7 separate regions of the Mus musculus genome follow, and all the other regions are linked to region 4. Evidence: chromatin loops called from intact Hi-C (ENCODE). Cell type or tissue: left cerebral cortex. All regions are shown on one strand. Region 1 has its middle 4.9 kb from the start of Tnrc6b. Region 2 overlaps Enthd1 (ENTH domain containing 1). Region 3 overlaps Enthd1 (ENTH domain containing 1). Region 4 overlaps Grap2 (GRB2-related adaptor protein 2). Region 5 overlaps Cacna1i (calcium channel, voltage-dependent, alpha 1I subunit). Region 6 overlaps Fam83f (family with sequence similarity 83, member F). Region 7 overlaps Enthd1 (ENTH domain containing 1).

Evidence for each region. Hi-C counts contacts between places; a loop is a spot of excess contacts. Peaks named below come from ENCODE experiments on the same cell type or tissue, not always from the same donor. Only the 100,000 strongest peaks of a DNase experiment are listed, where the experiment ranks them.
Region 1: it touches region 4 in a loop (4-fold over the local background); 27 of 42 quality-filtered maps call a loop at or near these places.
Region 2: a loop joins it to region 4, with 7 times the contacts of the local background. A loop is called at or near these places in 3 of 42 quality-filtered maps.
Region 3: a loop joins it to region 4, with 2.4 times the contacts of the local background. A loop is called at or near these places in 2 of 42 quality-filtered maps.
Region 5: a loop joins it to region 4, with 2.3 times the contacts of the local background. A loop is called at or near these places in 2 of 42 quality-filtered maps.
Region 6: it touches region 4 in a loop (6-fold over the local background); 29 of 42 quality-filtered maps call a loop at or near these places.
Region 7: it touches region 4 in a loop (4-fold over the local background); 2 of 42 quality-filtered maps call a loop at or near these places.

The regions. Positions count from the first base shown.
Region 1 is chr15:80,704,449-80,708,448 of GRCm38, forward strand. No RefSeq gene overlaps it. Among named protein-coding and RNA genes, the nearest start is that of Tnrc6b, 4.9 kb to the right of the region's middle. In left cerebral cortex, CTCF peaks have their summits at 80 (motif pointing left), 1,837 (motif pointing right) and 2,044; DNase peaks (open chromatin) are centred at 40, 1,606, 1,821, 2,359 and 1 more place; H3K4me3 peaks cover 689 bases; H3K27ac peaks cover 1,411 bases.
Region 2 is chr15:80,499,395-80,503,394 of GRCm38, forward strand. All of the region lies in intron 4 of Enthd1 (ENTH domain containing 1), which reads right to left. Among named protein-coding and RNA genes, the nearest start is that of Gm23220, 43 kb to the left of the region's middle. In left cerebral cortex, a CTCF peak has its summit at 1,728; DNase peaks (open chromatin) are centred at 1,227 and 1,895; H3K27ac peaks cover 545 bases.
Region 3 is chr15:80,518,463-80,522,462 of GRCm38, forward strand. The region is part of intron 2 of Enthd1 (ENTH domain containing 1); the gene reads right to left. Among named protein-coding and RNA genes, the nearest start is that of Enthd1, 40 kb to the right of the region's middle. In left cerebral cortex, no CTCF peak of the experiment used is centred here; DNase peaks (open chromatin) are centred at 389, 1,649, 3,361 and 3,701; H3K27ac peaks cover 444 bases.
Region 4 is chr15:80,632,844-80,636,843 of GRCm38, forward strand. Grap2 (GRB2-related adaptor protein 2) reads left to right here. Exons shown (of 8, transcript NM_001289442.1): 3 at 1,493-1,584. Among named protein-coding and RNA genes, the nearest start is that of Mir6957, 11 kb to the right of the region's middle. In left cerebral cortex, a CTCF peak has its summit at 1,912; a DNase peak (open chromatin) is centred at 1,731; H3K27ac peaks cover 1,332 bases.
Region 5 is chr15:80,356,756-80,360,755 of GRCm38, forward strand. It overlaps Cacna1i (calcium channel, voltage-dependent, alpha 1I subunit), which reads left to right. Exons shown (of 37, transcript NM_001044308.2): 9 at 2,032-2,344. Among named protein-coding and RNA genes, the nearest start is that of Gm41363, 42 kb to the right of the region's middle. In left cerebral cortex, no CTCF peak of the experiment used is centred here; a DNase peak (open chromatin) is centred at 2,303.
Region 6 is chr15:80,692,851-80,696,850 of GRCm38, forward strand. All of the region lies in intron 4 of Fam83f (family with sequence similarity 83, member F), which reads left to right. It overlaps A430088P11Rik (RIKEN cDNA A430088P11 gene), which reads right to left. Exons shown (of 3, transcript NR_045310.1): 2 at 3,794-4,000; 3 at 1-2,086. Among named protein-coding and RNA genes, the nearest start is that of A430088P11Rik, 2.8 kb to the right of the region's middle. In left cerebral cortex, a CTCF peak has its summit at 1,867 (motif pointing left); DNase peaks (open chromatin) are centred at 1,435 and 1,877; H3K4me3 peaks cover 295 bases; H3K27ac peaks cover 433 bases.
Region 7 is chr15:80,528,145-80,532,144 of GRCm38, forward strand. All of the region lies in intron 2 of Enthd1 (ENTH domain containing 1), which reads right to left. Among named protein-coding and RNA genes, the nearest start is that of Enthd1, 30 kb to the right of the region's middle. In left cerebral cortex, no CTCF peak of the experiment used is centred here; a DNase peak (open chromatin) is centred at 2,317; H3K27ac peaks cover 457 bases.

The sequences.
Region 1 (4,000 bases), 72 kb after region 4:
GAGGAGCCTCCAGCCTTCCCCAGGAGTCCTGAGGAGCCTGCGTGGATAGAGGCATTGGTGGAGAACGGCTGACACCTTGTGGCCAGCTCCCAGCTTGCAGCATCCATCTCTGTGTGCAAAGGGTCAGAGGAGTAAGCACTCTGACCTTTGACCAAACCTGACTGTGCACACTTCTAATCCCATTACTTGAGAGGCCGAAGCAGAGAGGATTGTTGCCAGTCTGCATAGTGAAAATGTGTTCCACATTTAAAAAAAAAAAAAAGAAGTTTTAGGCTTTTGAGACATGTGGTGCCTGTCCTGACCTCAGAGTGACACTGAAGCAGCCACACACCATACATAAATAAGTGTTCACAGTTGAGTTTCTATAAAACTCATGGGTACTGGAGATGTCCTCACGTACTTGTCGAGAATGCCCAAGACGTGTTAGTATTATGATTCTTTTAGTCATTTAAAACTGTGAAATCTCAGGGCTGGGGCAGTGGCTGCTCTTCCAGAAGAGTCAAGGTTGATTTCCAGCCCCCACATCAGGCAACTCCCAGCCACCGTAACTACAGCTCCAGGGGCTCGGAGCCCTTCGTCCGGCCACTGCAGGCACATGCACCTGCATATACATATATGTAACTAAGACAAAAAAAGTTCTAAATAAAAATGTAAAAACTCAAGCTGTGTCCATATTTAATATTCTGCTAGTACCCCATCTTGGAAATCTTAATAATTTTAAAATAAGAATCCTTGAGTTTTCCGTCCATACCAGCCTTATAAATTATGTAGGCAACCATGACTGGCAGAAATCTTTGCTTTAAAATGTTATATTTGAGCTAGAGATGAAGCTTGGTGGAGTGCTTGCCTGCCATGCATGGAGCCTTGGGTTTGACCCCCCTAGCACTTCATAAACTGGACATGATGGCTCGCGCACATAATCTCAGTACTCAGGCAGTAGACAAGAAGATCAGAAGTCCAGGACAGCCAGGGCTATACAGAGAAACCCTGTCTCGAAAAACTGAAAAAGAAGAAGAAGAAGAAGAAGAAGAAGAAGAAGAAGAAGAAGAAGAAGAAGAAGAAGAAGAAGAAGTTGTTCAAGGTCATTCTTAGTAGCTACAAAAGGAATCAAGGGCATCTTGGGATACATGAGACCATGTTTTTTGTTTTTTGTTTTCTTGAGACAGGGTTTCTCCGTATAGCCCTGGCTGTCCTGGAACTCACTCTGTAGACCAGGCTGGCCTCGAACTCAGAAATCTGCCTGTCCCTGCCTCCCAAGTACTGGGATTAAAGGCATGCGCCACCACTGCCCAGCTGAGACCCTGTATTTAAAAATTAAAAAACGTTAGGTCGTATCATTGTCTTAGGGTCAAGAGTAACAGATCGGACTTAATACATGTATTCCTGCACAAAGAGGCTAGTGGCCTTAGAGGCGAAGGAAGGATAAGGACCTAGCGCTTCCCCATGAAAAGCCTGAAGAACACGCAGGTCCTTGGAAAGGGCCTACAGAAAGAGATGGCAAGGGAAGTTCATGAACAGTTGTGGAGGTAGGAGGGAGGCTGGCTATTTTGGGAAGCAAAGAAAGAGCGAAATCTCAGAGTAAAACGTAGTGGGGGAGTCATGGAAACGGGCCTGGGAAAGTCTCTTGGATCTTGGCCACAAAACAGGTTAGAGAAGAGCTTAGAGAAACCGGCTTCAGTCGAATTAATGAAATCCTGAGCTAGAGAAGGAGGGTACAGTGACCGAGGTGGAGAGAGCCACAGGCTATTTATTATCTAAGAAGTTGGGACGAGGGCCCGGAGGGAAGGAAGGATCTTTGAAGAAGAAAATCAGGTCCCAGTTGGAATGCAAGGAAAGGCCACCAGGGGGCGTAACTTAGCCAGGAAGATGCCTGCCTTTTTCACCTGAGTTTGTAGGGAAACAACAGGGTGACTGGGAGTTAGGGCTGCGGTGGGGGTTGGGGGTGGATGGGTCCAGTCAACTGTTCCAGTAGGGACTTATCTCTCCAGCGGCACGCGAGTTCTCTGGTCACCGTAGCTTCATGAGCAAGAGCTCACTCGTTTTGAGTCAGACTGCCTAGTTTCAGCTGCTCCCTGTGGTAACCTGGAACAAATTGGCTAACCTCTATTTTTCTATCTGGAAAGTGAGAACTGCTATTGTGGGAAAGATTGACCGCTGTAATCCAAGCAAAGCCCGCAGTACAGTGTCTAACATACAGCGTGTGTCAACGACAGGATGGGGGGGGTGGGGTGGGGGAGGGGTGTGTGTGAACTGCTCTTTTGTGTCTTAGAAGCGGCGAACACACCAAAAGGGTCAAACGTCCACTGCTCAGCGGAGTTGCTTTTCAGGAAACGCAGTCATAAAAACCTACAGGTGATTTGGAAGTGACACAGCGTCTATCTCGAGGGCTTTTGTTGCATAATAAATGCTACCACACATGTAATAAAAGCCTGTGAGCATGTCCTCTGTCATCTACACCCTCCAGCTTGTTCCCCCCTACCCCATTGCTCCTGGTTATTGGTCACCAACACAGCCATGCTCCAGCATCAGCTGTCAGCTGTCACCTTGACTTTTGGGTTAGGATCCCTTACGGGGATCACCTCATTGCTACGAGCTTTAAGAATTAACAAACTCTTTTACACATCTTGCCAAAAGTCTCAGAGCATTGAAAGGCCAGAGTATGGAGGGTGTTCGCTTGTGCCGCAGAAGTCAGAACTGGAATCGATCCAGCTGGCTAGAACTGCCCCAGGCCTATGGGTCATTGCAGAATCCTTTGCAAAATTTCCTATTGGTTTGGCTCTTGTCCAGGCTAAGGGCAGAGACCGAAGCACAGTCTCTCAAGGGAGATAAAGGAAGTCTGTTGCTGGGGAATGGCTGGGAAGCTTTTGGTAGCCATCCAAGGCGGCTATCACTCATTAAATCTGCCTTCTCCTCCAGCAGAAAGCCAACTTACAGAACACCATATACAAAGCTCCCAGAATAGTACAGGGCTCCAAGAACACGGTGCACGTGGCCAGTGTACAAATGTGCAGCGGCTTGAGGATTCTTTTTGCCTTCAAATCTGGGTGGGTTTGAGCAAACTAAAGAGCATTTTCTCCAAGTGGCATCCTGAGAGGAAATGAAGAGAATATGCTAGCCTGGACTGCCTTTCTGGATTCCAGTTGATTCTGCCATCACCAAAGCTTGCTAGGAAGCCGCTGGCAATGACAGTGAGGGAGCTCAGAAAACACCTTGGACCAATTCATTAGCTTTACTGTCCCACCAGGCCTAGCAAGCCTATAAATCCTGACGTTGACTCCAGTAGGAATTTGAAACCTTTGCCTCCCATCATAAATATGTTATTGATTTGTTGGCTTCCTTCCTAGCTGTATAGGATAGGAGGAGAAATTCTGGCCAAGGCCGTAGTTTGCGGGAATGAGGGATCTCAGCTCCCAGACAAGACTGCATCCATCACATTCCACTGTTTGCTGGAGGATGAAACCTGTGTTTTTCTATTCCTGAAAGTCTGCAGGAAGGCACACTCCTCTGTGAGCGGGAGGCTATAGGATAGCATTGTGGGAAATGTTTATTTCCTACTTTAAAACATTCTGTAGTGTTGACTTGAACAAATGTTCCATTTACTCAGTACTACTTTTTAGATTTCTTTTTTCTTAGACCCAAGTCTTACTATATATCCTAGGCTGGCTCTGAACTCTACCCACCCCCTTCTGGATGCTAGGATTACAGGTTGATGTCCTTTTTTTTTTTTAAGATTTATTTTATGTATATGAGTACACTGTAGCTGTACAGATGGTTGTGAGCCTTTATGTGGTTGTTGGGAATTGAATTTTTAGGACCTCTGCTTGCTCCGGTTGGCCCCATTCACTCAGTCCCTGCTCACTCCATAAATAAATAAATACACTGAGGCTGTCTTCAGATGCACCAGAAGAGGGCGTCAGATCCCATTACAGATGGTTGTGAGCCACGATGTGATTGCTGGGATTTGAACTCAGGACCTTCAGAAGAGCAGTCAGTGCTCTTA
Region 2 (4,000 bases), 130 kb before region 4:
AGAAGGATCTATCCATAAATCAGGGAAACTGCTAAGAGTTTAAGGGTATAATCAATATACAAAAAATAATAATTCCACTCATCTGCACCATCAACAAACAGAAAATGAAATGTATCAAATGAAGCTTCTTGGAGTAGCCATGAAAACAAAGGTATGTCTCAAGACTCGAGCCAAGCCCCATGAGGCAGACCTGATCAAGCTGTTGTCAACTGACCACAGAGCAAACTGACAGTGCAGGAATATGCCGAGCTCAGCTGCCCTCTTAGAACCCTGCAGAGCACCTTGGAGAGAGAGCCCCATAAGACCACAGGGCTGACTGAGGACTCGGCTCTCAGCCTCCAGCCAGTACCACGGCCAAATACGTGGCAGATTGCTATCCCAGAAAAGACCGAAATTCCAAATCTGAAGTGAAGTTTTAGACCTTAAGTTGAAATTTCATAAGTGTACCATCTTGCACTGAAAGTACATGCACATTAAGCACAAGGGACCAAATCTAGCCAAGATCACAAGACACCTGTCTGTGAAAAGTATAAATACAGAAGGTAAGGATTAAGGCAATGAGATGCATTGCTATTATAAAGACGTCATTTCTTCTAAATTGACTTAAAGATTCAATTCTGTGCCCATCAAAACTCCAGTGGGATTTTTAAGGAACTTGCCAAACTTTGGTGCAGGAGAGTGGAGGGGTGGACAGTCCCTGCTGCTGAAGGAAAGCCCACCAAGAGCGGTTATAAACATAGTGTAATGGAAACTGTTTGCTGTACAGCTGACTTCACATACCTGATGGCTCCAAATAGAGCCCAGGAGCACACTGTATGCATGTGAACCATGCTTTAGAAAACGGGTGGCCCTGCAGGTCACTGGGGGAACGGACAGACTTTTCAATTAATGATTTCTATGGAGAAAAACTGGATGCCTAATTCAATTACACACCACCATCAACTGTGTATTGTTTTATTTGTGAAAAGCAAACTAGTTTTAAAACTTGGGCCCATATAGTGTTACGCGCATGCTCTCAGGACAAGGAAGAAATGTCCCAAATCAGAGAAGACACAAATGCCGGGATCATACAGACTAACACTCCGCCTCATTAAAACTCTGAGCTAGTGTTCTGCAAGGCCTCCATCTGCAGCGTAAAGAGCACAGGGAGCTGCAACCACACAGGAGATGGCGGGCTCAGCCGCCCACCCGGACACAGACTCCTACAGACCAATTAGGAAACACACAAACAAGCAAGCAGAAAAGTGGCCAAGAGATACATGCAGATGCTTCACACAGGGAAGCCCCGGTGAGTCAGCGTGTGGAAGGTTTCCACACTTGCAAACACACTCGGCTCCATTCAAAAAAAAAAAAAAAAAACAGTGTAGAACAAGCAGGAGACCATCTCACCCGTTACCTCAGCAGCTTTTCAAATGTGACAAGATCAGGGCTGGGGGGAAACTTATAGAGACTAGGTCTTTAGAAAACAATCTGGCATGGTTAGGCGTTTTCAAGGAGCCCATATCTAACTTACAAATAACTGGCTTGGGAATTTCTTGTCCATGACATCTAGCAGTCTTGGACAAGTTATATGAGTTCGTACAAGCCCTGCGTGCAATTAAAAACAAAACAAAACAACCAACAAACGTGACACACAGTGCCAATGACAGAGTGCATCTACAGGGAAACACAATGCAGCAGTGAAGGGTGATTGCCACATACAGAGGTGTAAGGCTGAGGGTCCACCACCAGGTGATAAGGAAAAGCTATAACTGGGACGGAAGGCAGGACAATGAGCAGAACGGAAGGCCTGGCCAGAATAGCTTTCTTATTTTATTTTTGCCATGGGCTGAAGTTGCCAAAATCAGAACATGGAAATCAGAGCCATCTGTTGACAGGGTAAGTTAGAGAGCTGGACAGAAACGCAGAAAAATGTGTTTTGAAATCTGCATCAAATCACAGAGACAGAAATAAAAGCCTGCCTTGTTCTAGCGGGGAGGAATAGTGTCACTTTGCCATCGTTTATGTAATAGTAAGAGTGCCATCGTCATCCACGGGAACAGCCCTAAGGTGTGTTAGTTTAGTCGTGGTCACTGCACAAACTGAGGTAATCGGGAAGAACCGTTAAACTCACTGCCAGGGCAGGTTCCAGACTCACTTCAAGATTCTTCAATCTTGACCAATCCATCCCTGAGGTGCTGAGGAGATGCTTCAGTGGGGAAATGCTTGGCATGTAAGCTTGAGGACATGAGTTCGGATCCCATACCCACATAAAAGCCTGCTGTCACCACATATGTCTGTCACCACAGGGGCTCGCTGGCCAGCCAGACTAACCACAATGACAAGCTCCAAGTTAAATGAGAGACCTTATTTCATTTAAAAAAAAAATAGCAAAGCTAGAGGAATCTAGCGAGTATAGGACTCAGACTCCTCATGCACACGCACAGGCGAGTACATATGAGCATGCGAGTGCCCCACCTCGGCCACGCCATCCGGAGAATGGGTGAAGTGGACTAAGCTATAAGCACTCTGAGAGGAAGTGGCCGGCCAAGCTGTTGTCTGCAACCTCTCACAGACACCAAGATGGATGATGTAACTCAAGCCATGAAAATATAGCAGGGTGAAGACATCCTATGAGCTTGGGGAACCAGTCTTAGAGTGTGTGTTTAGTGTTGTGTATATGTGTAGTGTGCGCATGTTGGGCTCATTCCCTTGTGTGTGGACGACTGGGGTTGACATCTGGTGTCTTTCCTCAATCTCTCACCACCTTTACTTTTATATTTTTATATGATTTTTAATACTTAGAACAACACATGCCCTTGAGCACCCTGGCATGTGTGTGGAGCTCAGAGGACAACTTGTGCAAGACCACTCTCTTCTTCCATGTGTGGACTCCAGGAGCAAACCCCAGCCTGTCAGGCTTGGCAGCAAGCACCATCATCAGGCTGGACTGGCCGGCCAATGAGCTTTAGGGGTCCCTGTCTCTGTCTCCTTTCCCTAAAGCTATGATTATAAGAATACATGCATCATACCATTTTTTTCTATCAAATAATTTAATTTTATGATTTTAATATAATTATATTTCTGCCTTCCCCTTTCTCCCTCCAGTCACTGCCATGTACCACTTCCCCTGCCTTGTTCCCTTCCAAATGCATGGCCTCTTTTCTTTAATTGTACACACACACACACACACACACACACACACACACACACACTTACTTCTAAATACATACATACAACCCGATCAGTCTGTATAATGTTACTCGTATGCATGTTTCCAGGGTTGACCACGTGGCGTTGAATAACTAATTAGGGACTCGTCCCTGAGGAAGACCACTCCCCTGCACTCCTTGCTTGCCTGTGGTTCTCTGTCTAGGGCTGAGGCTCCCTGAGTGCTCTCCTTTCCACATTAGCATGCCTCTTGGTATTGTCTACATTCAGATCTTGTTTAGGCAGCCATGCTAGTGCGACTTCATGGGTGTAGAATATCTTCTGATCTACTAGAAGGCATCATCTCTCAGCAAACATCCTGCTTCTCTGGCTTGTACGGTCTTGCTGATCCTTCTTCTGTTATGACTCCTGAGCCTAAGGTGCAGGAGTTGAGTTGCAGATATATCAGTAGGACTGGGCTTTACAACTCTGCATTTCAATTGGCTGTGGTTCAGCAATGGTTTCCCTATGTGACAAAGAGACATTTCTTTGATGAAGGGTGAGGACTAATCTGTAAATATGAAGGCAAATATTTCTAATTTAGATAAGGACTATGCTCTTTTATTAAAATGACAGTTGTAGGCTCTCCTCCAAGATCCATGACCTCAGTACCCTTGAGTAGTTGGCTAGGTTTCCAGAGCCAGGCACAGTTTCCTTCTTGATGAGAGGGCCTTACACCCAATGAGAAAACTGTTGGTTCCTGTCACAGGATGCAGGTCACTGCTGCACCCTTAGTATCACTGTGCCATGCCGGTTGTTGATGCGGTCCGTAGGTAACATGGCTGGGTAGCACTGTTGGTTGTCTCCCTCC
Region 3 (4,000 bases), 110 kb before region 4:
GTGGGTCTGCCCACCTCAATTAACAATGAAGACAGACAGTCCTTCACAGACAGGCCCATTGGCCACCCTGATCTAGAAAATTCCTCACCGAGACTCTTCCTAGGTGATTCTAGGCCAGATCAAGTTAAAATGAGGCAGCACGCTGGTTAAAATACTACGAGGCTACCTGTGGGCATGAAGAACGGCAGTCAAGCTGCAGAAAGCCCACAGACATTCGTGGTCTTCCTCCCTCGATATCAGATCGCACAATACTGGAAGTGAGTGTGAGTGTGCCTCATCAGACTTCATGACTAAGCAACATGTGCTCTAGACTCCCACAAGTTAAGGAAGAGGTGAGTGCACACATTTGGTTCCTCAGAAGAAATGAAGCCCCTCTGGCACCATCACAATCCAGCAACTAAGGCTGTGGAACCATGAGCCATGGAGGATGGGGCTGTGACTAAGGAGCCTCTGAGGAAAGTGTGGAGAGGGGACAGGAAGTGATGCCAGGGACTCACTGGTTGCTGAGTTGCTCAGCACTGCAGCTGTGGAACTCCCTAGAGACTATCTGGAGAGATGGAGATCCCACTGAGCCTGCAGAGCCCAGATAATACCTCGAAGCAGAACTGATGGGCCCCGTGATAGCTCTTAGATGAGATACCGAGCTCTGACTACAAGACACTATCAGCGCAACTGTGGCTCTGGCATTGAGATGCCCTGTAAACGCACACATCCAAACCACCCCACTGCTCCCCCAGCTGTCACCGTAGATCAGCAGGGTCCTCTCGGTGGTGATGTCAGCAAAGGTGTATCGATTACTTTGAAGTACTCGTCAGAACCAGGATGGTGGAATATACTGTAGTTTAGGGAGGCTGGGGCAGGAGGAGCGCTCAGGTCCAGCTCGGAGGCCTTCCTGGGCAACACAATTGAGGCTAGGTTGTTTCTTGTTTTGTTTTAAGTTTTCAGAAAACACCCAGGTGATAGAGAGATGGCTCAGTTGGTAAAGGACTTGCTGTGTAAACACGAGGACCTGAGTTGGGATGGCCATGGCCCACATAAAAGCCAGGTGCAGCTTGTGCACTTAGAAATCCCAGAGTTAGGGAGGGGAGAAATGGGAAGGTCCCTGCAGCTCCCTGGTCACCTAACCTCACTGAACCACTGCAGTCTATGCTCAGTGAGAAACCACATCTCAAAAAGTAAGGTAGACAGTAATTGAGAAAATTATCCAAAATTGACCTATGGCTTCTACATACACTCATCTTCACGCATATAGGTTCACACATGAACATAAGAAAGGAAGAGAGAAGCTGGGCAGTGGTGGCGCACGCCTTTAATCCCAGCACTTGGGAGGCAGAGGCAGGTGGATTTCTGAGTTTGAGGCCAGCCTGGTCTACAGAGTGAGTTCCAGGACAGCCAGGACTACACAGAGAAACCCTGTCTTGAAAAAAAAAACAAAAAACAAAAAACAAAAAGGAAGAGAGAAAGGGAGCGGACAGAAGAGAATGGAAGGACTGGATTCAGTGGACCACTGAAGAAGCAGGAGATTGAAAAGCAGCTTCACGCCGATGGAGTCTTCTTTGTAATTTTGCAGACTCACACATTTGGAATCTTGACTCCAGTTTCTCTCACTGTGTGGCCCAAGCTGGCTTCAAACTCACAGCAAACCTTCTGCCTCAGCCTCTTGCATATAAGGATTGCAAATGAGCCGCCACGCTCTGCTCAATTTCCTCTTCTTGGAGCATTGGCACACTTGAGTAGCTTCAAGCAACTGATCTCTGTTCTACTCTTAAAAAAAAAAAAAAAACTTTCACTTTCATCATAATCTTTTTTATTTAATTTTTTATTATGTATTTTCCTCAATTACATTTCCAATGCTAGCCCAAAAGTCCCCCATACCCTCCCCCCACTCCCCTACCCACCCATTCCCACTTTTTGGCCCTGGCGTTCCCCTGTACTGGGGCATATAAAGTTTGCATGTCCAATGGGCCTCTCTTTCCAGTGATGGCCGACTAGGTCATCTTTTGATACATATGCAGCTAGAGTCAAGAGCTCTGGGGTACTGGTTAGTTCATAATGTTGTTGCACCTACAGGGTTGCAGATCTCTTTAGCTCCTTGGATACTTTCTCTAGCTCCTCCATTGGGGGGTCCTGTGATCCATCCAATAGCTGACTGTGAGGATCCACTTATGTGTTTGCTAGGCCCCGGCCTAGTCTCATAAGAGACAGCTATATCAGGGTCCCCTCAACAGAGGAATGGATACAAAAAATGTGGTACATTTACACAATGGAGTACTACTCAGCTATTAAAAGGAATGAATTTATGAAATTCCTAGGCAAATGGTTGGACCTGGAGGGCATCATCCTGAGTGAGGTAACACAATCACAAAAGAACTCAAATGATATGTACTCACTGATAAGTGGATATTAGCCCAGAAACTTAGTATACCCGAGATATAAGATACAATTTGCAAAACACATGAAACTGAAGAATGAAGACCAAAGTGTGGACACTTTGCCCCTTCTTAGAATTGGGAACAAAACACCCATGGAAGGAGTTACAGAGACAAAGTTTGGAGCTGAGACACTTTTATCATAATCTTAAACTTGCAGAAATCACTCAAGAGTACCAAGGTGTTCCTGTGTTTACCACTTGAACTCGGCAGCCATCAGACATTCCTGGCATCTGTTGTCTCTTTTTTCTCTTTCATTCACACTCACCTGATATTACTGTCTGCTAGTTTCAATCTGGAGGGAAAGCTACTTTGAGTTCCCCCAGAATACAGTGTCTAAGGCACTTGTCCATGTGGGGGTTCACCAGGAGGAGCTCTGAGGAACAATATCTGTGGGGACTCAGGGGGGCAGGACTGGACTTGAACAAGAGAAGACTGGGGGGCTCCTTCTGGAAGCTGTCAAGCTTGACCCCCCTCACAGCTAGTCAGTGGGTGCACACACCCTCAGGAGGGACCATGACCCTAGGCAAAGAGGCTCTCTTCTGCTATAAGGAGTTCTCAGAGAAGGGTGGGGGTGGGGTGCTGATGGCTCAGTCACCAACCTTCTAGCAGCTGAGGGAATGGAGCACCACGACCTTGTAGGGCAAGTTCTGGAGGCTGTGCCCCAGACACACCTCTCGTTTGCTCTTTGACTATTTCTTCTCAGCAGAGACAGGGGATACAAATACAATCTCTTTCCCTTTGAAGGTGAATTTTAGGGTTTGCTAGGGAAAGGCAATTTTTAAAGGTGAGAAGAAGAAAGAAGGAAGCACATTTAGGAAGATTTTTTTAAAAACTAAATGAAGTGGGTAGGTGATAAGAAGGAGGGGCCACCATCATCCCAGCAGAACTTTAGAAAGAGGGTTACAGCAACTTTATTTCAGCCTTTGTCCATAAACACATGTGATCTGAGTCTTGTGCTGGCCTGACACGTGAGAAGCTCAGTCCTCAGGAAGCACGTGGGAACACACGGGGGGGCGGGGGGGGGGAGGGACGGAGAGAGAGGAGAGAGAGAGGCACACACAGGCACACACACCACATGCAACGGTTTTCATAACTCAACACCCAACAATGAGATATTTTAAAGACAAAACTAGTTTTTAAAAGTAACAGAAACCTTATATAGAAGCAAGCACAACTAAAAATAACTAACAGTTAAAAGAAAGAAAATAAAATAGCTGATGGTCAAGAAAAGAAACAAGGCCCAGAATGCCTTTCTTCCTCAGGATCTGTGTGGGCAGGTGTGCTGCCGGGAGCCTCTCGGCACAGCCATGCTTGGAGCCTAGAAACTGACGGGCAGAGCTCTTCTTTTCCAGGTCTGTCCTGGAGAGGCAAGTGTGATGCCTGAAGGTGCTGCCACACTGAATGGAGGAACACGCACTTTCACACTGAGGTGGACAGATTATCTAAAGTGCAAGGCTTTCTTCCCTGCCCTGTGGGCCCAAATCCCAGCTCTGTAAAGAACGAAATACAGTAAGAAATGAGCCCAAACTCTACCCTAGTGGAGAAACAGAGCTGTCTCAGATGTAATG
Region 4 (4,000 bases):
CTAGCTAGAGTGAAGACACCAAACTCCAAGAATGTACCTCAGACCCTGTTCTTGGGTCATCACAATTGGCCCAATTAGCATTCGTTGCCTAGGGAGGTCTCCAGGCTATCTTTCCCATCTGCTCTCTGCTCTTCCTTCTGCCCTAGCATCTCCACCCATGAAAACATTTTCAGCTACAAGAAAGAGAAGCAAAGAGTTAATATTTCCTCCAAGCCCAGAAACCAGAGGGGGAGAGGAACCGAAAAGTGGGGGTGGGAGGGAAGGGAAGGGGAGGAGAGGGGGAGGGGGCTGTTGGAAAGTGACTCCAGAGGTTTGGTGGTACCATCAAAGGTTTCCCAGTCTCTAATGCTGCCACCCTTGGGTAGAGTCACTGTTCTAGTCTAAGCCCACATACTTTAGAAGCTTTCTGAGTGGAGATGGCAAATATTTTCAAGGTCGTCTCGTTTTTTTTTTCTGAAATCAATGAAGATACGTACAGCCATGTCTCCTGAGTAAGTGAGTAGCCAAGGCAGGCAACCACATGTGGGTATCCGTCAAGGAGGGCCCTATAGTAAGAAGACAGAAGAATTCTTCGTTTTGTCTATGATCTGGTGCTAAGTTTATAAAGGACCTGGCAAGTGTCTCTGTAGAGAGCCCCCCTCCCTCTCAAGTTCTCACTCTATTGCCCTGGAGCTCACTGCTATGTAGCTCGGGCTTGCCTCCAACTGACAGAAATCCTCCTGCCTCACCTTCCTGAGTGTTGAGATGACAGCCATGAGACACCATACCCGAACTGTCATCCCAAATATCCGGAATCCCATTCCCACCATTTTCAAAATTCAAAATGGGAATATGAAATATGAAGCGTTGACAGTTTAGAAAGCTGGTCTCCCTTAGACATTTAAGTTTTAATCTTCTTGTTTAAAAAATAAATTTTTGGTCAGACATGATTTTTATACTTCTATAACCCTAATACTTGGAAGGTAGAAGCAGGAAGATCAAGAGTTCAAAGCCATCCTTCATAGTTCCAGGCCAGCTTGGGCTACACATGGACTTCTCTCAAAAAAAAAAAAATTAACAAATGAATTAATGCATTGGTGGCTGATAAGACAGCTCAGTGGGTAACTTTGATCCCTGGGAGCCACAAAGCAGAAAGAGAGGACTACCAGAAGTTGCCCTCCGGCCTCCTTAGATGCGCTCTGAGCACTTGTGCACACACACAGGGGCAAGCACACACACACATACAGACATGTGAAGAACTAAACTTGTAAGAAGAGATGCAGGGCAGTCTCTGAGCGCCAGGTCTGAGCTCTGGTGGGTGACATGAGTGGCAGCATAAGTGGAGAGAAATAATGGTGTAAAGAGGAGCCAGATTCTAGAGAAGTAAGCGGTGGTGTTCCCTCCTTCCCCACTAAGCCCTGGAGCTGATGTCCCATCCAATCCCTTAGACTCTGCAGCCCCTTCCTGCTGCTTGGGGTCCTCTCTTCAGAATCCTTTGTTCTTTTCCATCTAGATACTAAGCAACCAGGAGGAGTGGCTCAAGGCGGAGCTCGGAAGCCAAGAAGGATATGTGCCTAAGAATTTTATAGATATCGAGTTTCCTGAGTAAGTATTCCCAGCCTGCCAAGATGGCTCTACCCACACACGCTCCCCTTACTTTTTTCAGTTGTCACTAAAATTATCTATGCATACCCAAGGAACTGTCAGAAATGGCTGCCTTTGGAGATCTCCCTCCCCAGCCTCCAGAACCCCGCAGCGGAAGGCCAGAGTGGGAGGAAGGTTTATTTGCATGGCATCACATTCCCTTTTGAAGTTTACACCATGTGCATGAATCGCCTATTTAATTATATATATGTATATATGTACACATAGAGAGAGGGGCAGGGAGGAGGAAGCTTGTTAAAATCACCTATAACGAATGCAGTTGCAGGATCTCTAAGAATCCCAAAGGGGGCGCTGTTGGACATCACTTGTCAAAAGCCATTCCTGCAAAGTTCTTGACTGCCTAATATGGCTTTCCACCCTAAGCAGGAATCCCAAACTCTATCAGCTTGCTCACCCGTGTCTGGGGGGGGGGGGGGTGGGCAGGGGAGATTCCCTCCAGAAAGAGGAAGTGAAACACAGATTGGGCTGTGTTTGTCTCAAGAATTGACCACAAGGGTTAGATAGAAATCTAATCTTGTCTCAGAGCCAGGGTCGAGCCCAAAGAGCATAGGCTTTGTAAGAAAATCATAGTACTATTGGTGACTCAGGCAGTCACCTTCTGTGACCCAGAAGAGACCACTTAGCCAACAGGTTGACCACTGACCGCCTTCCCCCCATGGGTCCTTAGCGCTTCTGTCATCTGCTAAGGGGCCACTTGAGGCCAGTCAGTCTCCCACCTACCTCTCAGTTCTGTCGCCTTCCTCCCATGTGTATGGCGGGTGAGGGAACTCACAGGAAGAGAAGCGCCTTGGTCCCCTCCCCACCCTCATGCCCACTCTCACTGGCCCATCACTTCTGGCAGCCACATTCAGATTCAGCTGCGGGTGCCTACAGCAGTCGACGCCCACCCCCCCACCCACCCCCACCCCCCACACACCGCTCCCCATCTACTCTCTGTACTCAGCTGACAGGCTCGCTGTAGTCACCACCTCCCCGGCCAAAGACACAAATGAAAAACAAAACAAACCACTGTTGCTCCCAGCTCCTTCCAGTTTTCTTTCCATTCCCTCAAAAGTGTTGGCTTTCCCTATTACGCTATTATCAACCCTGCGCATGCGCCTATCCTCCGAGGAACCCCCAGACTCCCATCAACGAGGTCCGGGCCAGCTAAAGACTGCACCCTTACTTTCTCAGCCACCATCTCGGCAGGATGGGACATTCTTCCCACTAGAACAAACTCTGTGACCTCCAAAAGCCTCTTCTTCCGCCTCCTCCCCTTGGGGCCTCCAGCGCCCTGGCTTCTCCTCAGGCTCCTTTGCTAGGTCCTCCTTCACCCTGCCATCCCCCACACCCTTCTCCAGTAAACCTTTCTTATTACCATTTTATTTTCCCCAGTGGTTGGTGTTACATGAGTATAGCAAATGTGGAGGCCAGAGGATACCTTCATGTGTCACCTATAGGCTATCATTCACCTCTCGTGACAGGGTCTCTGTCTGGTCTATTACTTGCCAGCCAGTGAACCTTGGGGCTCTGCCTGTGTTAGTCTCCCCAGTCCTGGTTACAGGCACCCGTCCCTATGGCAGGCTTTTGTGTGGGTGCTGGGGATTGTGACAGTTCAGGTTGTCATGCTTTCAAAGCCATCTCCTGTGGCCATTTTAAATGACTTTCCATCCCCAGCATCCTGTCCACCCTGTTTCCATTTTCTCCCCCGGCTCATAATCCCCTGGCACGCCATTTTTGATTATTCTGTTGTTATTGTGCATCTCCCGGGCCACCTAGAATGTCAGTTTGCTGAGAGTGAAGTCACTTGTCCGCTCTGCTCACCACTATTTTCCTAGCACCAAGAAAATGGTCCCAGGTGTTCAAAGATGATCAATAAAAGCCATCAGACCTGGCCAAGGTTGGGGAAAAAGGTTATCCCAGCACGTACAGTTATAGGAAGTGGAGTCAGAAGTTCAAAGCCAGCCTCTAACATATAACAAGCTTAAAGTCAGCCAGGGCTACATGAGACCCTGTCCCCTCAAAACAAAAGTAATAGGTTGGGTGTGGTGGTGCACACCATTGATTCCAGGTGCTTGGGAAGCAGAGGCAGCCAGATCTCTGTGAGTTCGAAGCCAGCCTGGTCTATATAGGGAGGGAGTTCCAGGATATCCAGGGTTGTATAGAGATATCCTATTTCAAAGTAATTAATTAACTAATACAAACAAAAGTATAAATAAATCACATCAAATAAAGTGAAAAATAAGCTTTAGAATAATAAGGAAGATTGAAACCCTGGCCTCCTGTGTCTGACACAAAATGTACGGAAAATTTTGGAAGTCTTAAAAAAAAAAACAAAGATTCCATACTCTAATCTAGTTAGAGAACGTAGCTTTTC
Region 5 (4,000 bases), 280 kb before region 4:
CTGGCTTTTCTGCAGCTGTGCGTGTGACCAGGTGATAGAGGCAGGGATCTCTCTGCCTCTATAGGCCAGCACTTCCTGTCTGTGCTTTCCAATGTCCACCTTGTCCTGCATACCGGTGGCTTTCTGCCTCAGCACAGTCCACAGAGGTCAGGCTTCTGGCAGAGCTGTGTTCAGTCCCCAACACAAAGGCTGGGTTCTCTAGCTTCCTGGTGGTGGGCGAAGGCAAGCTTGAGTGGCTGCTGACCTGCGCCATACCTGCTGGGATACAGCTCCAGCAATTTCCCGGGGAAGCCTAGGACCTCAGACTCAGGAGAAACCAGATGAAAGAGAGAAGGGTCCAGATTCCCAGGCTCTTCATTAAGTTAGTTTCAACAGAACATCCAGACAAGATGGATTGAGTTCTTGTGGCAGAGCAGGGATCCAGTCTCTGGGAAAGAAGAGCTGAGAGGTCACAGTGACACACAGAAGCTTAGGTGTCATGATAGAGAGAAGCTGTAGGGGCTGGAGGGGCCCTTTGGGGGAGGACAGGTGTGTGGGTGACTTCCTACAGGAAGACAGAAGGCTCAGTCCTCTCCCACAGGAAGTCATTAAGTAGGACTTGAGGCAGGCTCCTCAGATTCCATGAGATGGATCACTGGCAGCGATTAGTTCCTAGGTGATGAGGAGGGCTGGCCAGGAGCCTGCATACCCTTGTTCTTTAGTAAGTGTTCAGTAAATGTGCTCTGATGTTGCTGGGGACACTTGGTGCCCAAGTGCCCCTGTCTCAAGACAGAGGATGCCATCAGGGGGCTGCTGGAGGGTTTTCAGTCTTTACACACAGCTTCCAGTCTCTGGTTAGAAAAGTCTGGGGCCCATTTTACTACAGCCTCCCAATTTACAGATGGGGAACAGAGATCCAGAGAGGTTGAGACCTGTCTGGGTCACCCAGGGCAACCACTGTTGAACGAAGGCTAGATAGGAGCCTTACAGGGATGAGCCTTCAGAGCGCAGGGTCTAATCTTTCTGTTTTTTGCATCCTTAACCAGCCCAGGGAAGAACAGTTTTCTGGGAAATGCTATGGAAATGCTTTTTGTCTAAGAAGCAGTCTATTTCCCAGAGTCCTCTGGGCCATGAAGCCCTGTACCTCTTTAGCTCTTCAGTTGTATGTAATGGGAAGTGGGCAGCCATCTGTATGTACCTGTCGGTGATATCCCAGAAGGCTGGAGGTCACATCTTTCCTGCCAGGCCAGAGGAGCTCTTTCAGGGTTAGTGAGGACCAGGGGAGGTGACTGGTACTGGGCTAGTTAGATGGGAAACAGAGGGGAGGGACCTGGCTCCACCTCCCCTTCTAAGCACACGGCCCAAGTCCAGGCTGGTGAGTAGGACGTAGGACCTTTGTGACTGGAGGGATTGTGGCTATCCTCTTGGCTTCAGTATCTCTGTCCTACATGGGTTAGTATAGTTGGGTCTTGGTTCTGATGGGGCCTGGGCTTGGATACAGTCCCAGTCTGACCTGGGAAGTCACCTAGGCTGTGGCTTCCTCTGCAAGGACTCAGTCATCTTTTCCTGTCCCACCTGTGTATCTGTGTCCGTGTTTCTGTCTCTCTGGGCCCCTCCATCTTCCCTGTACCTCTGTCTGTCTATTCCTGCCCCTGACTATGACTATTCTGGTCTTTCTCTGTCTTTCCCACTCCCCTTTCCTTCTCCTTTCTCTTCTTTTCTCCTCTCCTCCCCACATCCTTTCTCCTTCCTCCTCCATCCTCTTTATGTCTTTGACTCTCTGTACCCTGGTTGTCCTCTGTCTTGCTGTCTTTCTTTCTGCTCCATCTTCTTCCCTCTCCTCTGCATCGCTGATCTGTCCCCTCCCCTTCCCCTCCTCCCATTTCTCCTGTCTTTCTCTGGCTTCCCTCTCTGTCTCCTGCTCTTGCTAACTCTTTCTCCATCTCTTTGTCCCCTTCTCCCATGCCACCCCCCTCTTGCTGGTTCTACCCCTCTGTCTCCTTATCTGTCCCCACTGTCCCTGTTCCTGTCCTTTCCTCCTGTTGGTTACAGGTGGGCTCCTTCTTCATGATCAACCTGTGCCTCGTTGTCATAGCGACCCAGTTCTCTGAGACCAAGCAACGGGAGCACCGGCTGATGCTGGAGCAACGCCAGCGCTACCTGTCCTCCAGCACGGTGGCCAGTTACGCCGAGCCCGGCGACTGCTATGAGGAGATCTTCCAATATGTCTGTCACATCCTTCGCAAGGCCAAGCGCCGTGCTCTAGGCCTCTACCAGGCCCTGCAGAACCGGCGCCAGGCCACGGGCCCCGGGACACCAGCCCCTGCCAAGCCTGGGCCCCATGCCAAGGAGCCCAGCCACTGCAGTAAGTGGCCTTGACTCTGCAGCTCATGTGCCATGACGTGGGGGTCTCAGAATGGCAATAGTGCAAGTGGGTCATGCCTGCTAGAACAGGAACTGTCCATATCAGTCAGAGGTGGGATCCCAAGGGTTCACTTCAGGCCATACTGCTTCCTTCATGGCCCATTGGAACTCATCTGCTTCACTCACTTCTTGCCACCATCTCTGTCCAGCCTGTGTGGGCTCATTCTCTCCCCGGAGAAATTCTTCCAAGTTTTGCAGGCAAACCAGGGCACCATTCCCTCGAACCTATACTTAAAAGGCAAGCGATTATTTCAGAGCTTTGCAAGACTAGCCTCCCTCTTTGTGGGTACACATGTCATCTTTCACTCTGGCTCCCATGGCTGTCCCTGCTTACCAGCACACCTGAGTAGTGACATCAGGTCCCTGGCACATGGGACAGTATATACCATGTCACATTGGGACCCTTGTCTACATACTCTGCTCCTGCCTCCTGTTTGAGTGGTGCTAGGTTGTTTATGTAAGTTTAGTGTTTAGCTTAGAAAGGATGCTCTCTGGGATGGGTCTATAGTGCAGTTGCTAGTGTGCTTGCAGAGCATGCTTGAAAACTCTAGTTCAAGTACCAGCATGGTGGTAATCCTGGGGCTTGGGACATAGAGTAGGAGGATCAGAAGTTCAAGGGTATCCTTAGCTATATAGTGAGTTTAAGACTAGTGTGTGCTCCATGAGACCCTGTTGCAAGGAGGGAGGAAGAGAAGGAGAGAGGGAGAGAGGGAGAGAGGGAGAGAGGGAGAGAGGGAGAGAGGGAGAGAGGGAGAGAGGGAGAGAGGGAGAGAGGGAGGGAGGGAGAGGGGAGAGGAGAGGAGAGGAGAGAGAAGAGAGAGAGAGAGAGAGAGAGAGAGAGAGAGATTCCTTAGCCTGCTTCTTTCAAGAAATAGCCCTGAGAAAGAGGCAGACTAGAAATCATGTCTCCAGTTTTCAGATGGGAAACCAAGGCCCAAGGAGATGAGAGAGTCACTTAAGTGGTCCAGTGTGTCTGTGTAAGACTCGGTCATATGGAATGTCAGAGGTGGCCTTTTCTCCAGAGTGTTTGTCTCTAGCTGCAAATGCACAAAACCCTAAGAGGAGACAACCCAGAGCTCCCAGGAGCTCTGCTTTCTCCTCGCTACTATAGAGAAGTTATCAGGCCCCAGGACTGTTCCTCAAAGCAGCTGTGGAACATGGCATGTCCTGTTCCCCTTGATCACCCTGGTGGGGCCTCCTGTCTCCCCCTTCCAGGGCAGGGCTCAAGGATTCTATTAGTTTGTGCCTGTGATTGACAGTTGTTGTCTGAGGCCCTGGCTAGTGGACTCCATGCTCCTAGCTGTCATAACCTGTCAATCAGAGAGACCAGCAAAGATCAGACAGTTGTCCACTGTTGTTAGTTGTCCACTAGTCATCTAGATGTGGTTCCAGGCGGCCTGTGGGCTTGGCCTAGCAGTGAAGAGGAGAGCTGGGGTCTGGGCAAGGCTAGTTCTTCCCTTCCTAAGGATGTGGACATAGGGACAGCTTCTTGGAATGCTGTGAAGGGAAATTTTATACTTTTTAGTCCACCGACTTCTCAGGCCTCCATCCCATCTCTTTTCCTGGGTCGAGTGTTAATGCAGTCTGAGAAGGAAGG
Region 6 (4,000 bases), 60 kb after region 4:
TCTTACCTCCATGTTTTCAGATCACCTTCACTGGAACACAGTAAAGGAAGGAAACAGGACAAGCTTTTCTATTATAAATAAACAGAGTCTAGGGCTCTTTCTGGCCACCTTGTTCCTTGCTGTCATCAGGATCTAACCAAACCAGACATATCCCACCTTTACCTGGTCCCACCAATGCCCTGACCCAGCCTCCCAGTGTCTGTGGTAATATGTAGAACTGTTTTCCCCCATGTCTATTTGAAAAGTGGATTTGCCCTCTGGGAGAGATTGTTGATGTGGTGACAACGTTTCTAACCATCGATCTGGGATCTCCTTGAAGCCCTGTCTTTTTTCTCTCTGGAGCAGTCTCCATTATCATCTTTCAGGAGTCTGGTGATGACACCAGACAAAGCAGAATGTGACACAGGATGAGCACCAGGACACCTCTCCCTTTTCCCCTGCCTCTAGTGGGTCCGCGCTCCCTGAGCAGCAAGGCAGGCCAGGTTCTGCAAGGGCACTTTCCTTCGCTTCACCCTCATGACCACTGAGGCAAGATGCAGGTGGAAACTGGGGGAACATGGGAAATGACTATAAGCCTGCCTCAAAGCCAGGCCTGGACCTCTTCCTGTCAAGGAGGAGTGCTTGGTCTCTCATTCCCATTCCCCTTGGGCTTCCCTAGCTCCCCAGCACCAGATGCTGATGTGCTGTGCCTCTTATTTGGAAGGAGGGTTGCCATGGTGAACACCTGGCAAGAAAGAGGAGGGGGTGAGGCCAACCACAAAGGGGCTGTTTCCCAACTCCTGACTGGAAGTGAGATGGAAGCTCTCTTCCCTTGCCCCTCACCCTGAGGTGCTGTTTCCATAGAAACCCAAAGCCCATTGTCTGTCCCTTCCTGCTGCCTCTCCTGTCAGATTCCCCAGCTTAGATGACTTGGGCAGTTAGCGTTTGCCACTGCCTCCTATCTCCGAGCATTTGTACATGGTGCTCTGGAGCCAACAAGCAGACCCCATTGTGCGCCTTTGGGAGCTCTGAGCAGAAGGGCTGAGTGAGAGTGGCTGACACTCATAGGAAAGTCTGAAGTGTCCAGCTTCAGCCTTGGGAAGAACATAGAGGTAGCGTGCGCATACACACACACACACACACACACACACACACACACACACACACACACACTGCCACCCTCATCAAGTCCCTGAAGTCCCAGCGCTCTAAAGACCTCTGGCCCCTGCTTCATTCTTGCTCAAAGGCAGAGTTGAGACACAGAGTTTCTCCTCCCAAAGGCTCTTCCTAACCCCTCTCTACCCCCCAACCCCAGGCTGCGGAACCTCCAGTTCCCTTCTTCAGGGTGGCAGCAGCTGAGCAGCTGACTACACACACACCTCACAGCACAGCATGGGCCCAGCCCTGGGGGAGCTGGAGCCTGGGTTGGATTGGAACCACTTCAGCTTCTTCCTCAGAGAAGGAATCCATCCAGGGAGGGAATCCCCTTCCCACAGGGAGCATGCAAGCGACAACAGACAGTGGTGGCACAATCGCTGCCCTCCCCTCTCCCGGGCTGTCTCCTCTTCTGGAGGAGGAGGGGTAAGCTGGGGAGGGCTTCTGAGGTCCCTTTGAGTTGATGCTGACTGTCCTATCTGTCTCTGCACCCTCTTGTCAGAGAACGTGGGTGGATGACAGGGTGGGCGAAAGAGAGAGATAGGAAAAGCCGAGAGCTGACAGCCTGTAAAATTGCTTGATAAGAAGTATATAGTTGTCAAACAGCATGCAAATTTTTGCAAACCCAGGTGTGGCCCTGGGGAGAATCTCACAGAATTGCCTCCTTTGGGGCTGGGGGGCGGGGGGTGCATAATGGAATCAGCCTGGCGGTTTGAAGACCCAGAGCCCCCTCTAGTGGCTGAAGCTGGTTGTCCTTTGCAGTTTTTCTTTTTCTCTAAGCCTTGCTCCTGCACTGCTATTAGCTGCTGCCTTCCAGGCCACTTGCCACCACCTGCACCTATACAGGCTCTCTGGGACAGAGATTTCGTAGTCTCAGGACGGCACAGCCAGGGGCATCCTTGTTTAGAAATCCTGTGAACAGAGTCTGAACTGCTGGGCTGTGCTCAGAAATCTGCAGTTAAAAAAAAAAAAAGAAAGAAGGAAACAGTATGAAACAGGATTAAGCCAAATAAATCCACCATTCTCTGGATGACATTCTCCATAGAGGTAAAAACTAAGGGACTGATGGCGTTCAGCAAATGTGGAATGCTGGTGATGCTGACTGATAAATAAGCTTTGGAAACCAAAGCTTTTATCACAGCTATTGCCGTGAGGATCCAGTTCATCTTTTAGCCAATCCCCACTGCAAGTCTTTAACATTAAACAGTGAATTAAATCAGAAGCAAGGCACGGGAATGCCAGTATCAAAGAAATTCATGTAGCAAAATAGTGGATTCTAGTGTCTCCAACGCATGAATACTCTCGCTGTTGTTAGCTTAGACTATGCTGGCTCCGGGGCTTCAGTGGAAGAAGACCTTTTCCTGGTTAGACCACATGGTAACAGATTCATTAGCAGCGCATGAAGCACTGAATGTAGATATCTGCATTTTGAATAGGAACCTTGGTTTCCCCCAGAGCTCTCCTACACATGGGGGTCTTCAGATCAACACCAATGCAGGAGACTTAGGCCAAGCTCTATCTTTGGGAGTTGCTAGGTTTGAGGAGGGAGTTCCCTCCTAGGAGGGAACCCCTAGGGGATCAATTGGAAATGAAGAGTGGTTTTCAAGTGTTAAAGAGATATAGTGTGAAATTCTGTCACTCAGAACTCAGGTGGTTTCCCAAGTGTTTCCCTGATGGTGGTACCCCATGAACGGGATCCTTGCACTCCAGTAGGGCCAATCCCTGTGTCCCCAGACAGGCTGTGAGGGAGGGGCAGCATAGTCTCTCTCCTAGATTCCTCAAAGCAGCTGCAGGACATCTTTGATGTCCTTCCTGGAAATCTGAGTCCTCATCAGGGTGGACTGGTGGGAAAGTGCTTCCAGGGCCGAGGGTCTGTGACCTCATTCTTGGGAATATCAGTCAAGTGTTGCTTCTGAGGAGCATGGCTCAGACCTCAGCTGGCATGTGGAACCTGTAGTCAGGTCTGATTATTCTGGCCTATGACCAGCAGAGAGGCCGAGGTAAGCTAACTCTGCTCCAGAGGAGGTAGCTGTACTGTTCACACATGTATAATTTACTTCATTTTATGTGTATGAGTATCTCGTCTGCATGTATATATGTGCACTGTATGCATGCCCGCTGCCTTTATGGTTCAAAAGGAGGCACTGTGTCCCCTGTAACTGGAGTTACAGGTGTTTGTGACCCGCCATGTGGTGCTGTGAACGGAGCTCAGGTCCTCTGAACGAGCAACAGTGTCTTTAGCTGCTGAATCGTTCCTCCAGCTCAGCTGTGCTGCCCTCCCAGTTCCTCTGAGGCTGCTTGGGCCATGGTTACTCTTTCAGTAAGGTGCTAGGTAAGCGTGCTTCACTCAGCGCTGCTTGTACTGGTCTGAACTCCAAATATCTAGCCATTGCCTACTTGTTTCGAAGCATTTGCTCTGTGGGGCACTGTTCTAAATTGAGCAGGGAGTGGAATGAACTAAAGCCCTTACTTGTGGTGCCATTACCTTAGGGACAGTTGAAGGCAGGGAGTGTTGTCACTGCTATACAGGTGTCCAGGGTATGCCTCACTGGTTAAGGAACACTGGAGCAGAGCCTCAGATGGACACATGGACACCAGAGGAAGAATGTTCCAGATAAAGAATGTGACGCCCTAAAAGTTATAAAAAGAGGGGACTTACTGTCAGCGCAGTGCTGTGGTGACTTTCCGTGTTGCTGCCACCACCCCTCTCCTGAGGCACCTTCCAGCTGGCTGTCATCCATGTGCCCCAGGCTGTGGTACTCCCAGTCCTCCTGCTCGCCAGCTTGCATGCCCCTCATCTCTTCGTAGGCTGCAGGATGAAGATCCTCTTTTGGGTTGGTTTAGTTTTTTGGTTTGGTTGGTTTGT
Region 7 (4,000 bases), 100 kb before region 4:
TTTTTTAAAAATTTTTTCAAGTTCTTCTTTAACTAATTCATCCATTTAGTCTTTATAATTTCTTTAAAACTGACTATGTGTGGTTCTATCCTTCACTTATATAAATGTTTAGATGTTGAGTGTTCTGCATCTGACCATTTTTAGGGACTGGTATGTGTGTGGGGGGTGAGTGTTTGTGTGTGTGTGGGGTGAGTGTTTGTGTGTGGGGGGAAATGAGTGTCTGTGTGTGGGGGTATGTGAATGTTTGTGTGTGTATGTGTGTGTGGGGTGAGTGTGTGTGTATGTGTGTGTGTGTGTAGGTGAGTGTGTATGTGGGGGGGTGAGTGTTTGTGGGGGGGTGAGTGTGTGTGTGGGGTGAGTGTGTGTGTATGTATATGGGGGTTAATGTTTGTGTGTGTATGTGTGCAGGGGGTGTGTGTGTATGTGTGGGGGGTGAGTGTGTGTGTATATGGGGTGTGGGGGGGTGAGTATGTGTGTGTGGGGTGAGTGTGTGTGTATGTGGGGGGGTGAGTGTGTGTGTATGTGGGGTGTGGGGGTGAGTATGTGGGGGGGTAAATGTTTATGTGGGGGGGTGTATGGTGTGGGGGTGAGTATGTGTGTGTGGGGTGAGTGTGTGTGTATGTGGGGGGTCAGTGTGTGTGTATGTGGGGTGTGGGGGTGAGTATGTGTGTGGGGGGTGAGTGTGTGTGTGTGTGTCCCTGCTTATATTCCCCTGCTGTGGTGAGTCCAGCCTGTGAGCTCTCTTCTTGGCTTTACCTGGTGAAACCTCCCAGGGACTCACTGGTAAACTGAGGTGGTCTCCTCTGCAGAGGACCTCAGACCCATGTCAGCCCCTGCAGGGCCTGCACTCGGCACTTCTCACATTCCTGAGAGGGTGTCCAAGACTCTCCTTCATGCTTCAGGCACGGAGAACTCATTCCTTAGCCAGTGCTACCCATACTGAGTCCATCCCTAACACACCACCAGCACCAGCTTCAGTCCCACTGACTTCAGCTCACACATTCTGCTCTTGGAAGGGAAAGTCCTTGGGGACTCTCATAGTTCTGTGGGGACAGTTAATGCCCAGCACATCCTTTATGGTCATGCACAGAAAGGGCCCCAAATTATTACAAGAAGCAGAAATTTGAAATGTTTTATCATAAATCAGCATATAATATGATTGAGTTAGTGTGCACCTGTGATTTCAGAACTTGAGAAGCTGAGACAAGAGGATTGAGCCCAGGTTAGCCTGGGCTACACATCAAGACCCCTGCTCCTCTCCTCCACGAAGGAAAAAAAGAAAGAAAGAAAAAAAGAAAGAAAGAAAGAAAGGAAGAAAGAAAGAAAGAAAGAAAGAAAGAAAGGAAGGAAAGAAGGAAGGACACTCCTCTCAAGCTGTCCCCAGCTCTTGTTGTCACACCTCTGTGTGTATGTCGGCCTGGGGCTGTGTTCATCAAGTTCTGACTACTTAGGACGGTGATTAGAAGTGACCAGATCTTTACAGCAAGCCTGCATCATTTTACAGGAACAAAGTAACTTTTCCAAAACAAAAAAAGAAAGTCAGATGAAGTCAATACCCTTTGTAAAGACTGTTGGTTTGGGAAGGCAGGGGACATGAATAATAGGGTGGGTTTTGTTGTTGTTGTTGTTGTTTACTTTTAAAATATAAGCATTCAACAGAAGGCCTCATAAGCATAAGCATTGCAGTGGCAACCAATGTATGTGTGAGCCCTCTCAGCTGTTGTGTGTGTGCAGAGAAAACCAAGCCTGAGCCTCTGTCAAGGTTGTCAGTAGAGACTGTGGCATCCATGGTGCTGGCTGTGACTATAGAGGCAGCACGATGATCTGCAGTCTAACTGGTTCACCAACCACCACGTATTTTCTGACAGGAATGCTTCCAAGACACACAATGCCTTTAGGTTTCCCACTGCCCAGAGGACTCCTCCTTAAATACTACAAAGACAACACCTTCCAGGGAACTCAGAGGAACTGGGGTGGGAAGGCAATGCTTCTGGAGGGCTCTGGTGCCCCTCTGAGGAAGGCCTGTGAGACCCGCAGAGCCAGCGCTGGGTTGGAGCTGCTCTCTCCAGCCTGCTGCTTGCTGTCAAAGCAGCAATTAGCCTTCAGTGCATTTCTTCCTTCAAAATCAAAATCTTCCAAATAAAAACCACCCAGGCAATCGACAAGAATTAAAACGTAGGGGAAACATCCAAGAGGAGAGAGAAGAAAAAACAAAAAAAACAAAAAAACAGTAAGTGGTGATGCACGGAGGCTGCTTCTGCGCATGCGTTCCTTTGCCTTGCTAATTTACCTCGAAGCAGTCAGTGCAGCTGTTGCAGCGCGAGGCTTTCTAGTGATGCTCTCAGCAGCGCATCCCGCTGTAACTAAATAAGGCAGGCGCATCTTTAGACTCCCACTGATGCAAATGTACCTGTACGATACCATCCTCTTTCCTCTAACTCAGATGCGGAAGTCATTTTCAGTTTCTCCCTCCCTTCTCCAGTGTGACATCCACTTAGCCTGCTGCCTCCCTTGATGTGGTGCTGTCTTCAAACATGACTGTCCCCTCATCTGTCCCACCCAGAGCAGGCCCTGTGCCCAGACAGAAACCATTGTTCCTCGCAGTCTCTCTACAACCCACATCTCCTTCATTTCCACACAAAGCAGTAAGAATTATCTCCCCCAAACAGCTGTTTTCTGTAATAAGAAAGCGAAGTTCTGCGACTAAGCTAAACAGCCCTCCTGTTCAAGGCCTGAACCGCTTCTTAGATGCAAGTTCTAGCAAATTGAAATTTCCAAACACCATTTATTATGCCTTTTGTTAATTGCTCAGAGAACTTTCAAGTATCTGCCCACATTTTTCTGCATATTCAAATTTAGTTTTTATTCCACTTAGTATACAAGCAGTTCTTACACGCCTAATCTGCCTTCTGCTTGTACCCTTCCCCACTGTGGTAGGGATTATTTTACTGTCTTTTCATTCTCTCCGTCTCTCTAGATAAGCACAGTTGACACATGGCTTCGCATCTCCCTTGAGAATAGCAGTGTCCATGTGGCTGGGTGATAATGACATGTAAGGGAGACCGTCAGATGCCACTTGACAGGATGAGGCACTCCTTCCTTCCTTCCTATTACCAAGAATATGCATGTGACGCTGGTGCCCAGGTAGCTATGCCGTGTGAGTTCGGAACAGCCATGAGCCAGAAAGGACCTGAAGCTGCTAACACCACAGGAAGCCGCATCATAGTCCCCCAACACCTATCCTACTGAACTTAAGCCCCTGGGATTTCCGTGGCTCCCCCTATTGCCGACAGGTGACTACCCACTTGGCACGCATCTCTCCTTCTCTGTGTACCATTTGTTACTTCTCTTGTCTCAGGAAGGAAGCCCCTGACCAATTCATTTCCTTTTTCTTATTCTTGTCCCAAAATATCTGCTTTATTTCTTCCTTTAAAGTGCAGCTTGTGATCCAACTCCTTCACAGAAATGGAGACTGTGGACTGGTACTACAGCGACACTGCCTCAGACTAGACACTGCCTCAGACTAGTCGCTCCCTTCTAAGCATAAGCACATATGTATCTAGTGCAGACTGCAGTAAATGAAACAAAATAACCCAACCGAGGTTCTGTTAACAGGCCTCCAGCAGCGTCTGCATCCAAACCTGCACTTCCAGCAGTACTTCCCACCGCCTCGCACCTGGACCCCGTTGTCGTGGAGCAAGTACATCTCGCCATGTCACTTCCATGACAGCAGAAACACTAGATTTGCTTATCACACCTAGTGTAGTGCCTGGCAGATGGCAGGCCATTCTCTCTATATGTGTGTGCTGCTAAACAAATTTCATTATAACAAAGCTTCAGAATTTATTTTTCCTTTGAGGCATGGTCCAGCTGTGTGGCACAGGTTAGCTTCAAGCTCGGTTCTCCTGACTGGGTCCTTTAGTACTGCGGTTTCAGTTGTGTGCCACTATGTCTTCAAGTTCATGATTTAAAAAAACAGCCATTCAGAGCTCTTCTTGGT